Linked DNA regions of Mus musculus: region 2 is linked to region 1. A link is a loop called in an ENCODE intact Hi-C map of the cell type or tissue named here. Cell type or tissue: left cerebral cortex. All regions are shown on one strand. Links, peaks and the distances in the headings refer to the core of each region. The heading gives the core; the rest is flanking DNA.

Region 1 (5,385 bases), core at 149-5,148:
GCCCATGGCCGAGTTGTCGTCACGGGGAAGGCAGAGCACATGGGGTGGAGAACTACCCTTGGCACATGCGCAGATTATTTGTTTACCACTTAGAACACAGCTGTCAGCGCCATCTTGTAACGGCGAATGTGGGGGCGGCTTCCCACACCTCTGTTTTCTCTGTTATTTTAAGCCACATATTGTATTTTCATATTAGTTTTCTTGTATTTTCTCTTCTTTTTGGTTTCAAACTCTTTGATTTATCCCCTCAATGTCTTTATCATTTTGACAAGACATTCTTTTTCTTTTGTTGTATGCATTTTCACTTACCTGAAAATTTTCTTTATGATGGCTGAATTAAAATCTTTATCAAGCTTATCTGTGGCACATTGATACTATCATCTGTTTATAGTCTTTTCTCATTTAGCTTGGGGAAATTCCTATTTATTGGTATATGTCAGACTATGGCCAGTATTGCACCGGTGTGCACATCTTGGCATGCAGGCTGTGTTGCAGTTTGTAGCGTTCACATCTGGGTTAGCTCATTCATGCCAGTCTCCTCCAGCAGTTCACACAGCCCCTTCCAACACTATAAAAGAGAGCCAACAATGAGGAGGCATCCAGCTTGGTTAGAATTAATTTCTCTTCAAGTTGTGTGGTGTTTCAGCAATAGACTATTATCTACACTGCACGAGACTGTATTGTTTTGGGGACATCTGAGTTTCACTGACCAGAACCTCATAGGAAGCAACCCACACCCAGCTCTAGAATTTTTTTAAAAATAAACAATAGCTTTTAGGAACAGTGTTATCCAGCCATGACACGTCATGTATCTCCCTTTCAAATCCTTTAAAATTGTATATTGGGAAAGTATCTTCACCAACCCTGATATATATGTATATATCACCAGCCCTGCATTATTATATAACCTACTACTCTATAAACCATATATATAGAGAGAGGTAGGTTTCTATATGGCTTTTTAACATGTTGTTTATTTTCACTAACCCTTCTTTTCTCTTTTCTCTCCTCTCCCCACTACCTAGTCTCCCAGCCACTTGCTTAAACAAACCCTCCCAACTCCAGTTTTTTCTGCCTTCCAGTTTTACAACGCCTTCATCATTAAATGCCCCACCTTGGGACTCTATTGAAGTTTCCTAACTTTTCAGGTGTTCCAGGTTAAACACACAAATTTAAAGACTCAAAGTTTGGATTCATGAAATGAAATATGGACTATTTGTCTGCTGGACCTAGGTTAACATATTCAGTATATTTTCCCCCCAGTTCTGTCTAATCACCTGTGAATTTTGTTTATCCTTACAACCAGATAAAATTCCTTTTCACTATATATTCATCTGTTGATGGACATCAGGCAGATTCCACTTAGATATTGTGAACTGAGCACACCCTAACATGTAAATCCTTACCTTTGGTTTTTTTGGTTTTCTTGATGATAGCCATTCTGAATGGGGCAGTGAAAAATCTCACAGCATTGTAGTGTTTGGTCCATGTTGCTTGACTCCATGAACTTGGGAAGAACAAGGTAGCTCCAGGAGTGTATGGAGACTCTCATCACAGACAGTACTTGAATAAAAAAGGGGGGGGGGGAATCATAGCCAGATATAATCTTCAAACGCCTTCTTCCATTGACCCAGTTCTTCCAGTTAGACATCACGTCATGTTTCCACCATTTCCTAAAATAGTGCCACCAGCTGGAGTCCAGGTGTTCAAAGATTGACTCTGTAGACAGCATTTATATCAAAATCATAGCATGGAAGAGTTAACAGAACCTCGAGAGGCAGATACATTTGTTTCTCAAATGGGCAAACTACCCTTTCTAATCACTTGCTATAGGTAATAGTCTAACCTTCTTAACAAACTTCATTCAAAAACCCATGGAAATATTGTGATAGATTTTGTTACTATTTTAAAGGGAAGTAAGTGGTGAAATTTGTTTTTTAATGGGATTTGATCACTTTAGAAAACATAAGGCTCCCAGAAGCTTTGGGGGATTGTCTACTTGGTGACTCCAAAACATGTAAGTAGAAGCCCTCTAGTGGAAGGTTCCAGAATCACTCCTGTAATGACTACAAATGAGAGATTTATGCCCCTCCTTAGATTTGGGAACAAAACACCCATGGAAGGAGTTACAGAGACAAAGTTTGGAGCTGAGATGAAAGGATGGACCATGTAGAGACTGCCATATCCAGGGATCCACCCCATAATCAGCATCCAAACGCTGACACCATTGCATACACTAGCAAGATTTTATTGAAAGGACCCAGATGTAGCTGTCTCTTGTGAGACTATGCCGGGGCCTAGCAAACACAGAAGTGGATGCTCACAGTCAGCTAATGGATGGATCACAGGGCTCCCAATGGAGGAGCTAGAGAAAGTAGCCAAGGAGCTAAAGGGATCTGCAACCCTATAGGTGGAACAACATTATGAACTAACCAGTACCCCGGAGCTCTTGACTCTAGCTGCATATATATCAAAAGATGGCCTAGTCGGCCATCACTGGAAAGAGAGGCCCATTGGATTTGCAAACTTTATATGCCCCAGTACAGGGGAACACCAGGGCCAAAAAGGGGGAGTGGGTGGGCAGGGGAGTGGGGGTGGGTGGATATGGGGGACTTTTGGTATAGCATTGGAAATGTAAATGAGCTAAATACCTAATAAAAATGGAAAAAAAAACTGGCTGAAATCTGGTTGAAATGTACAGATCAGGTGAATGTGAAGAAGGATTTTTAAAATAAAGAGATGATAAAAAGTCAAAAAAAAAAAAGTACAGAATGCAATTGAGCTCCTAAGAGCAAGTTGGATCAAATATCTTTATTAGTAATACTCATCTGCAACATAGCTTGTGTTATCACTTTCTTATGTTTTTGTCAGTTTACCTGAAACAACCATTACTAGTCTCTGTAAATCTTAGGTGGATCAAGAATGGTGTGTGGTCTTTGGTACAGACACTGCCTTGATTTCTATCAATCTAGAACCAACTTTGATCAATTACTACATTGGCTCACAGTTGCTGGATGGCACAGGATAGTTGTAACTTCATGACTGAGAGTGAATCCCAACTGTTTCTGGTAAAGAACACATTTATAAAGCCTATTTTCACATTGTGGCAGGAGGTAATTGTCAATGACTGTAATGAATGAAACCAGTTTTCAGAATAGATTATTCAGAGGTCATTTGTAGAAAGACATCTAATCTTTATGTTCATAAACTGTCTTTGAGTCAATTTATCTCTCCTGATTTCAGCCATTTTGGAGCTTAGCTGTTTGCTCTACATAGAAAGAACACCAATCAATTATGTTAGACTTGATTATACCATCGGGAAGCACCTCCACTTCGGTTAAATAGTGGGAATTTCCCGAAATCATAATAATTAGCATGCCCATTACTAAAGTTACTTATTTTTCTAGATTCCTGGCACACCCACACCCAATGACCTCTGGTAATGTCTGGCCACAAGAGAAGTTCTCTAACACCCATCTTCTCTCCAAACCTTTCCTGCTTCTGTGACTTCTTCTAGTTTGTGTGCTAGTGGTGAGCTCCCTGCTCTCTTATCTATTTACCTTCCTTCCACTTTCTTCTTCCTCTTGTATTGAACCTGTTCTTTGGCTGAAGTTGCTCCTCTCCTTGCCTGTCTTTCCTTTAGCAAACCCGAACACTGGGATGCCGCTCAACACACTCCCTCACAGCTTCTTAATTTCCCAACTTCTCAGTTTTCCTCCTGAAACGTCCACTTCTGTCCATCTGGTCAGTTGGCCTTGTGTTTACATGCCTGTACCCTTGCCTTTCAAAGCCCGGAGCCTGAACTCTTTCCAAATAACCAAACAGCAACTGCTTCCCATTTTGATTCATTCTGCTCCTTGGTCTCACCTTACTCTAAGGGATTCCCCAACCTACTCCCCCTCTTTGGGGGCCTGGATAGCTCTTCCACCCTTGGTGTCAGCAGAGCTGTTGTCACTTTCTCAATCTCTATTTCCTACAGCCTTCTCATGCTCTTTTAGAGACTGTAGGTTAGTCACAACCTTCCAAACCCAAACAGATTTGCTCATAGGTGTCCTTTTTCGAAACAACAGAGTTCTGGACCCCATAACTGCTGTGAAAAAGAGGAATCCATCGTTTTCTATAGGATGCTGCTATGTAAACCAGTCTAGATTAGTCCTAGATGCAGCAAGGAAAATCAGTGCCCCAACCTGAACTCCCCTGATATTCTGCCTCTTTATGACAATGGCCTGACTATCTTCCTTCCTGAGATTTCTTAACTCTACTGATCTTTACATCCTATCTTCTCAGCTGCTTAACAAGTTGGCATCACTGAGAACTCCTTTACACAAAGCCCTCCCTCAAAGACACATTGACAACCTCTTTATCCAAATTTCTGATACCAGAGCCTGGGCCAAGACCCTTCTCATCCACCCTGCCCTTGTCCATCAGGAAAGAGTCATGAAAATGACCATGTCCCGTCCCCCCCCCTTTTTTTCCTATCTAATAGACAAAAGTCAGGAGGGATGGCCATGTCTGTGCTCTTTTGTGAAGCCCCTACATTTTGGTTCAACAGTAGTTTTGTCAGAATCCACAGTAATTTGGTCCCCAGAAGCAAAGAAACTTATTTTTCTAGATTCTTGACTTCTCTGCCTTTGAAACACACAGTAAGAGTCACTAGGAGAGAAGTATACTAGTCACATGGCATTATTTGACAGAATACTTACTGGATATTCCTAGTAACAGCCTAGTAACTACAGACTAAGAGTGGGAAGTGTGCCATTCCTCCCCTCTCTTCTTCCACTGAAGCCTAGGAGGTAGGTGCTCCATCTCTGCCATTTGCCATTTGGGCCTTCTACACTGCTGCCTTTCTGCCCATCTCTGGTATTGATAAAATAGATAAATCTCTTACCTAGAGATACATGCTGTCACAGTGTCCCCTCGAGCCTTATACCTGACAGTTTAGAGTTTCCCACTATGACCTTTGTTCATAATGTGTGTGCTGGTTTTCCCCATTGGCAGTTAAGTGCTACTGTGCAAGATTTCAGCCTCTTTGGTGCAAAGTTTCCTTCCACACAAAAAGACTAATAATAATATTTTCCTCTTAGTGTTGACACGAGAATTAAAAAGTGAAAATTCCTTAGCTCTGCTCAAGGAAAAACCAGTTGTTAAAAATACCAGCTATTGTCATGATTGCAAACAGCCCACAGAGGAATATAAAATCTTTAAAGTTAGCTTTCCTACAGCCTAAGTGCTAACAAAGTGACTCCATTTTCTTTTTTTTTAAATATTTTTTATTATTACGTATTTTCCTCAATTACATTTAGAATGCTATCCCAAAAGTCCCCCATACCCTCCCCCCTACTTCCCTACCCACCCATTCCCATTTTTTGGCCCTGGCATTCCCCT
Region 2 (5,385 bases), core at 64-5,063, 260 kb before region 1:
ACAACACACGCGCACACACTAATAAAAAAAAATAGTTTAGAGAGACGAAGTGACTTTGCATATTCACACAGTGTGTGTGTGTGGTAATTCTTACTAAATGGTTGTTCCCATTTCTATAGAACACTCTGAAGTCATGGGCAAAACCAAAACGAAAACCAAAACAAAAACCAAAACCAAAAAAAAAAAAAAAAAAAAAAACAATCATTCATAACAAGAAGCATGCACTTGTGATAAACTACAGTAGACTAGACAAACAGAGCAAGAAAGAACTGATAAAAGGAATGATGGGGGGGGGTGCTGTGTAAAATGGTATTTTGTTTAACCAGTTTGACAGGATTAAAAACTGTCTATAGGATTGGTGAGGCCCGAAGGGGAGGGGATTGTTGGTCACATCTACTGAGGGGGAGACTCACTTGAAATATGGGCAGCACCTTCTCATGGGCTTTAGTCTAGACAGAATATAAAAGAAAAAAGAGGTAGCTGGCTCAGTGCCCACATACCCCCTTTCTCTAGCTCTCGGTCTTTAACAGCCAGCTCTCACAGTCACAAGCTCCCACCAGTGCCACATTCTGGCCAGGCTCAGGGGCAAGAGGTCATTACTGGACCCTCTGAAAACACAAACCCAAATCTTTCCTCCTGTATTACCTCTGTCAGATATTTGGTGACGGTGGTGACTCGAAGCACACGTCAGCACGAGTCACAGCAGACATGTCTTGCATAATATGAATTTTAAAGAGAGGATAAGTTTGCCTGAGAGGCATAAGGGAGACAGTGGTAAGGACCAGCTTGAAGTTGCTAATGGGAGCCAAGTCGGCCATACATGAGGAGGATTTTGGGGGATGTTGAGAATGGGGTTATATATGAAGAGCAGGTATGTTATAAGAGTTGCTTAGTTAACATCTGGAATGAGGTGTTTAGATAATTGAACTTTATTATTATTATTATTATTATTATTTGTAGCTTCTTGTGCTTTGGAAATGTTTCTCAAGGTTTATATGCAGCAGACTTATGGTAATGGCATAGGAGAGATGGGAATTTGGGAAGGTGATTGGGACATGAGTACTCTGTCTTTATGGATGGACAAATTTGCTCCTGTGTTAATGGGTTATCTCAGGAGAAACAATTTCAAAAGCAAGTTCTTTCTGGCTGTTTTGCTCTAACTTCCTATGTTGGTCTTTTAAACTATGTTCTGATCCTGCAAAAAGACACCCATCCAATGCCAAACAAATGCCAGAGATGCTCTTGGACTTTCTATTGCCTAGAACCATGAGCTAAATAAAGATCTGTGTTTTAGAAATTATTCAGTCTCAGGTATTTTGTTATAGCAACAGAAAACAGACTAAGACAGGGAAGTTTTGAAAGCTCAGATTTCATAATCCCTTCTAATGGTCAAATCTCACGATTCATCCTTCTCACCAGCCAAACACAGAATTCATCAAGAAATCACATCTCCAATGGACCAAGGATCTTCTGTGAGTGGTAGAAACATTATAAAGATCTCTAGCTTTCCATGGAGAAGAAGCAGGGAGTGGATAAATGCACTAACTCCAAATTACGTCCCCTTGAATATAAAATTCAGTAGATGAAGTCTCTGCTGTCAGTTTTTAAAATTCTATTTGCCAGAAAAAAATACTATCTCCAATGAGCTTATATTTCAAATAAAATTTTCTAGCATCAAACTCAGAAAATAATAGGTGATGCTATCTCCCAGGAGCAGGATAGAGTAAAGCAAAACTCAGCACAAATGCATGAGCTTCGTGTCCTTTCAATGCCCTGAAAAATTAGTGTGTTCCCGAGGTGGCCAGAAGCAGAGAATGAATCCCCACAGCAGTTCAGAATTAAATTTATTATTTCCATCATTCGTGGCTCTAAAGCAACAGAGGCATTGTTTTTATATTAAGTTTAAGCTTATTTTTTTTAATCTTGAGAAGGAAAATTGTTACGATGTTGCAGAGTTATGATATTTTGATGTTTTTCAAATTGAGTAGAATGCAAGTTAGGAAACAAGCTAAAAATGTTCAGAAATGACAGACATAAAAATATATTTTATTCTTTAAGACTAATCTAGAGTTATGATGTCAAATGATTAGAATTTGTCCTTTATTTCTGCTCACTGCACCCATCAGTAAATAGGCATCCCATGAGTGGCTGGAGCATAGTACAGTTGTGTAGTTTTGTGCATCATGTATCAGCAATAGACTGGGGGGGGGTTAGTGGGATCTGAGATTCCATCCAAGTTTTGGATCTACTGCTGTGCTTCCTAGGATCAGCTTGCCCTTCCTGTGGCTCCTCCAACCCTTCATCTTCAAGGAGCTTCCTTTATCAGGACAAAAGAACGAAGGCATTGCAATGTCCACATTATGAAAGGGTTAGTGCTCTCATTTGGCCTGAAGAGGGCGCATTTCTCCAATTACCATATACACTACTGGTAACCTTGTTTAACAGGCTACGCTATTACTGGCTGTCTTGGCATACAGTGACCTTGTTAATATATAAGAAAATTGGACATTTGAGTCTTCCAAGACATTTCTGGAAGTAGCTTCAATGAGGTGAGTTCTGAATCTCTGAGATTTTTGCTAGGGTGCACAAACAGTGGGGGCGATTGTTAAAGGACTTTTAGCAATCATACTGGACTCTTTCTAACTAAAGGTTATGGTCATAATTTGGGAACCCGACCACAGGGCTTTTTTTGAATTTTTTTTTTTAATGATAGCCCAGAGTTGGAAAGAAATGGACAAGAATGTCCTTTTGTAAGAGGTGCAGGAGAATGTTAGACATTACACTTAGAAGCAGACCTTTGATTCCTGATGAAGAAGGCGATGCATCTCGCTGGTTATTTTAAGGATCTGAGTGGATCAATGTTTCCATACATATGGGTAACATTAGAAGGCTGCTAAACTAAAGCATCAAAATCTAAATATAGGAACACTATCTGGGCTAGGAAGGTCCTTTTCCTAGACTCAGTATTATTAACTGAATAGGATTAAGTAATGCAGTGTTTGTATACATGAAGAATGGAGCCTTCCTCCCAAGGCTCAGGCATCATCTCACAAGAGGAAGCAGAAAGATGACGAGAACCAGAGATTGTGGATGACCACAAGGAAATGATATTTCCAAGACGCAGCAGGGCAGTTGCACATACACACCCACAGTAATTGTGATAGCATGCCTAAGACTTGCACAAGCTTAGGATAGATAGAAATCCCAGAACTGGGAAGGAAAGTGGCCACCAAGTCTCACTCTAACCGAGGAGGGATTAGTAACTGATACACTCTGGGAGAGGGAGAGTCAGTGTTCTTAAATGGGTGGCCTCTGGTAGGTAGGCCATGCTCCAGAGGAAATCCAAGAGTATATGGGCAGCACAGAATGTCTGAGATGGACTTAGAGTTAAGAACAAAGAGACACAGAGCTGGGTGGGTAGGGGGATGCTGCTGAGGTGCTGAATGTGTTCCAAATACATTGTATGAGTTTCTCAAAGAACTAATGAAATGGGAGAAGAGGGTCAGGTTTCAACCAGGACGCACAGGTAAGCACTCTACAGGACTAGAGAGGCTTCAAGGAAGCAGCAGGGCTGTTCTCAGGTAATGTCCCCCGTTTAAGATTTATTGTTCAGTACCTTGCATTGTATGTTCTGCTGTTAAAACACAGGTACTTCGGGGATCAGAAGAATGTGTGACCTCTAAGTCAGTTCTCTAAGAGAGAGAAAACTCGCTTTTCTCAGGAGAACAATCTAAGCAGACAGTATTTGGTGGTGGGGAGTTGGCCACCAGACCGACTCTCTCAATACAGCTTCATGTGGTCAGCTGCACATGGGGGTAGTAGCTTGGCTTAGAGACTGGTGGGTCCTGGACTTCAATTAGACAGCTCTGGTTGTTTCCAACTTCCATCTCTAACTAACCATGTTTACTTGGACAAAGCACTCCTTCTTCAGGTTCCAGCGTCACCCTTAATAAATGCCTATCAGGCTTTTAAATGTGACCGTGCCAATAACTGTCCTCATGTTCCAGGACTATTATGAGAAATAAGTGAAGCATTCTGTAAAAGTGGTAGTCACATGCCTGGCAGAGAGCCAGAAGAAACTTTTCATCTGAAAATTTCTGTGTATTGCCGCTTTATAATAATCTTGTAACTAGACGTAGCCATAGTATCGACTATCCCATTTTATATGTGAAGGAGTGAACTAAGTTTCAGGACTTTGGTTGGTTGTATTCCTGACTGTGAAAGGTAGTCATCCAAAGTGGGTATAAGCTGACAAAATACTTCACTGTTAACAACTACTGATGACTCTTTTATAAGTAAATGAGTCCAGTAAGAAATAGAGACATTTCAGTTTTCTTTTCTGGAACTTATAGTGAAAAATATGTTTTGTTTTGTTTTTTTTTTCAGAAAAGCTCACTGGAGGGCTGGGGAGATGCTCAGTTGATAAAGGGCTTGCTATTCAAGCATGAGAGCCCAAACCCAATCTCCAGAATTCATGTTAAAAAGCACCCCAGTCCCACTTATCAACCCACACCTTCATACCTGCCCTCTGTCCTGGCCACCTCTCTCACAAAATAGAATATAAAAACATATAAAAGCAAAACGAAGCACCTGACTATAAAAGCTGCACATTTCACAGTGTGTTCCACAGTATACCGTTTTGCCCAAACAGCTTGACTTGCAAATGTTCATTGCAGTGAGTCATCGGTCAGGTTCGAGCCCTCTGGCTTCTGCTACACTATCAATACTGCATCCTTATGAGACTCTTCTTGGATATCTTGTTGTTGACCTGTGTCATGGAGATCATGCAGCTTTGGATCTGTAGGGCTGGCTCCTTCACATGCTCCAACAGTTCATAGATGGGGTGGCAGTTGGGGTGGCCAACTCAAAGCCTTGGATCTAGGCCTGGGTGGTAGCTGAGTTGTTCAGCCCGACAGCTCTCCAGTGCTCACCCCAGCAGGGACAACTCTTCCAAATTGCCCAGGCTGGGGCATGGGGATACCTCTTCTGGCCCATGTTCCTGCACAGCTGATGAGAGGCAGGGCCAGCTCTCCCATAGAAAAGCCTCTTAATGAAGAGTCGAGAAGCCAGGCCTGGTGCACAGGCTTGTAATGCTAGCTTTTTGAGAGGTTAGCTTAAAGGACTGGGAGTTCAAGCATCCTTGGGTTAGAGATTGAGTTCTAGGAAAGCCTTCAATTGTGGGTGAGGACTTTATCTCAAGAAATAAAAGTAAGGGTCGGAGACTATAGTTCAGGGGCCGAGTGCTTGCCTATCATAACGCAAGAGCCTAGGTTTGATACTCAGCTCTGAAAAAAAGGGTTTAGAAATGTCTTCACTACATATATTGAAAAAATCCCTGAGTGATATGTTGGAATGTTAAATAACACCTATAAACATAGGTGGAAA

What was found. Hi-C counts contacts between places; a loop is a spot of excess contacts. Peaks named below come from ENCODE experiments on the same cell type or tissue, not always from the same donor. Only the 100,000 strongest peaks of a DNase experiment are listed, where the experiment ranks them.
Region 2: it touches region 1 in a loop (2.2-fold over the local background); 5 of 42 quality-filtered maps call a loop at or near these places.

The regions. Positions count from the first base shown.
Region 1 is chr12:98,321,003-98,326,387 of GRCm38, reverse strand. No RefSeq gene overlaps it. Among named protein-coding and RNA genes, the nearest start is that of Gpr65, 55 kb to the right of the region's middle. In left cerebral cortex, for the core only: a CTCF peak has its summit at 2,034 (motif pointing left); DNase peaks (open chromatin) are centred at 1,711 and 2,031.
Region 2 is chr12:98,582,517-98,587,901 of GRCm38, reverse strand. No RefSeq gene overlaps it. Among named protein-coding and RNA genes, the nearest start is that of Kcnk10, 10 kb to the right of the region's middle. In left cerebral cortex, for the core only: a CTCF peak has its summit at 2,397 (motif pointing right); no DNase peak of the experiment used is centred there.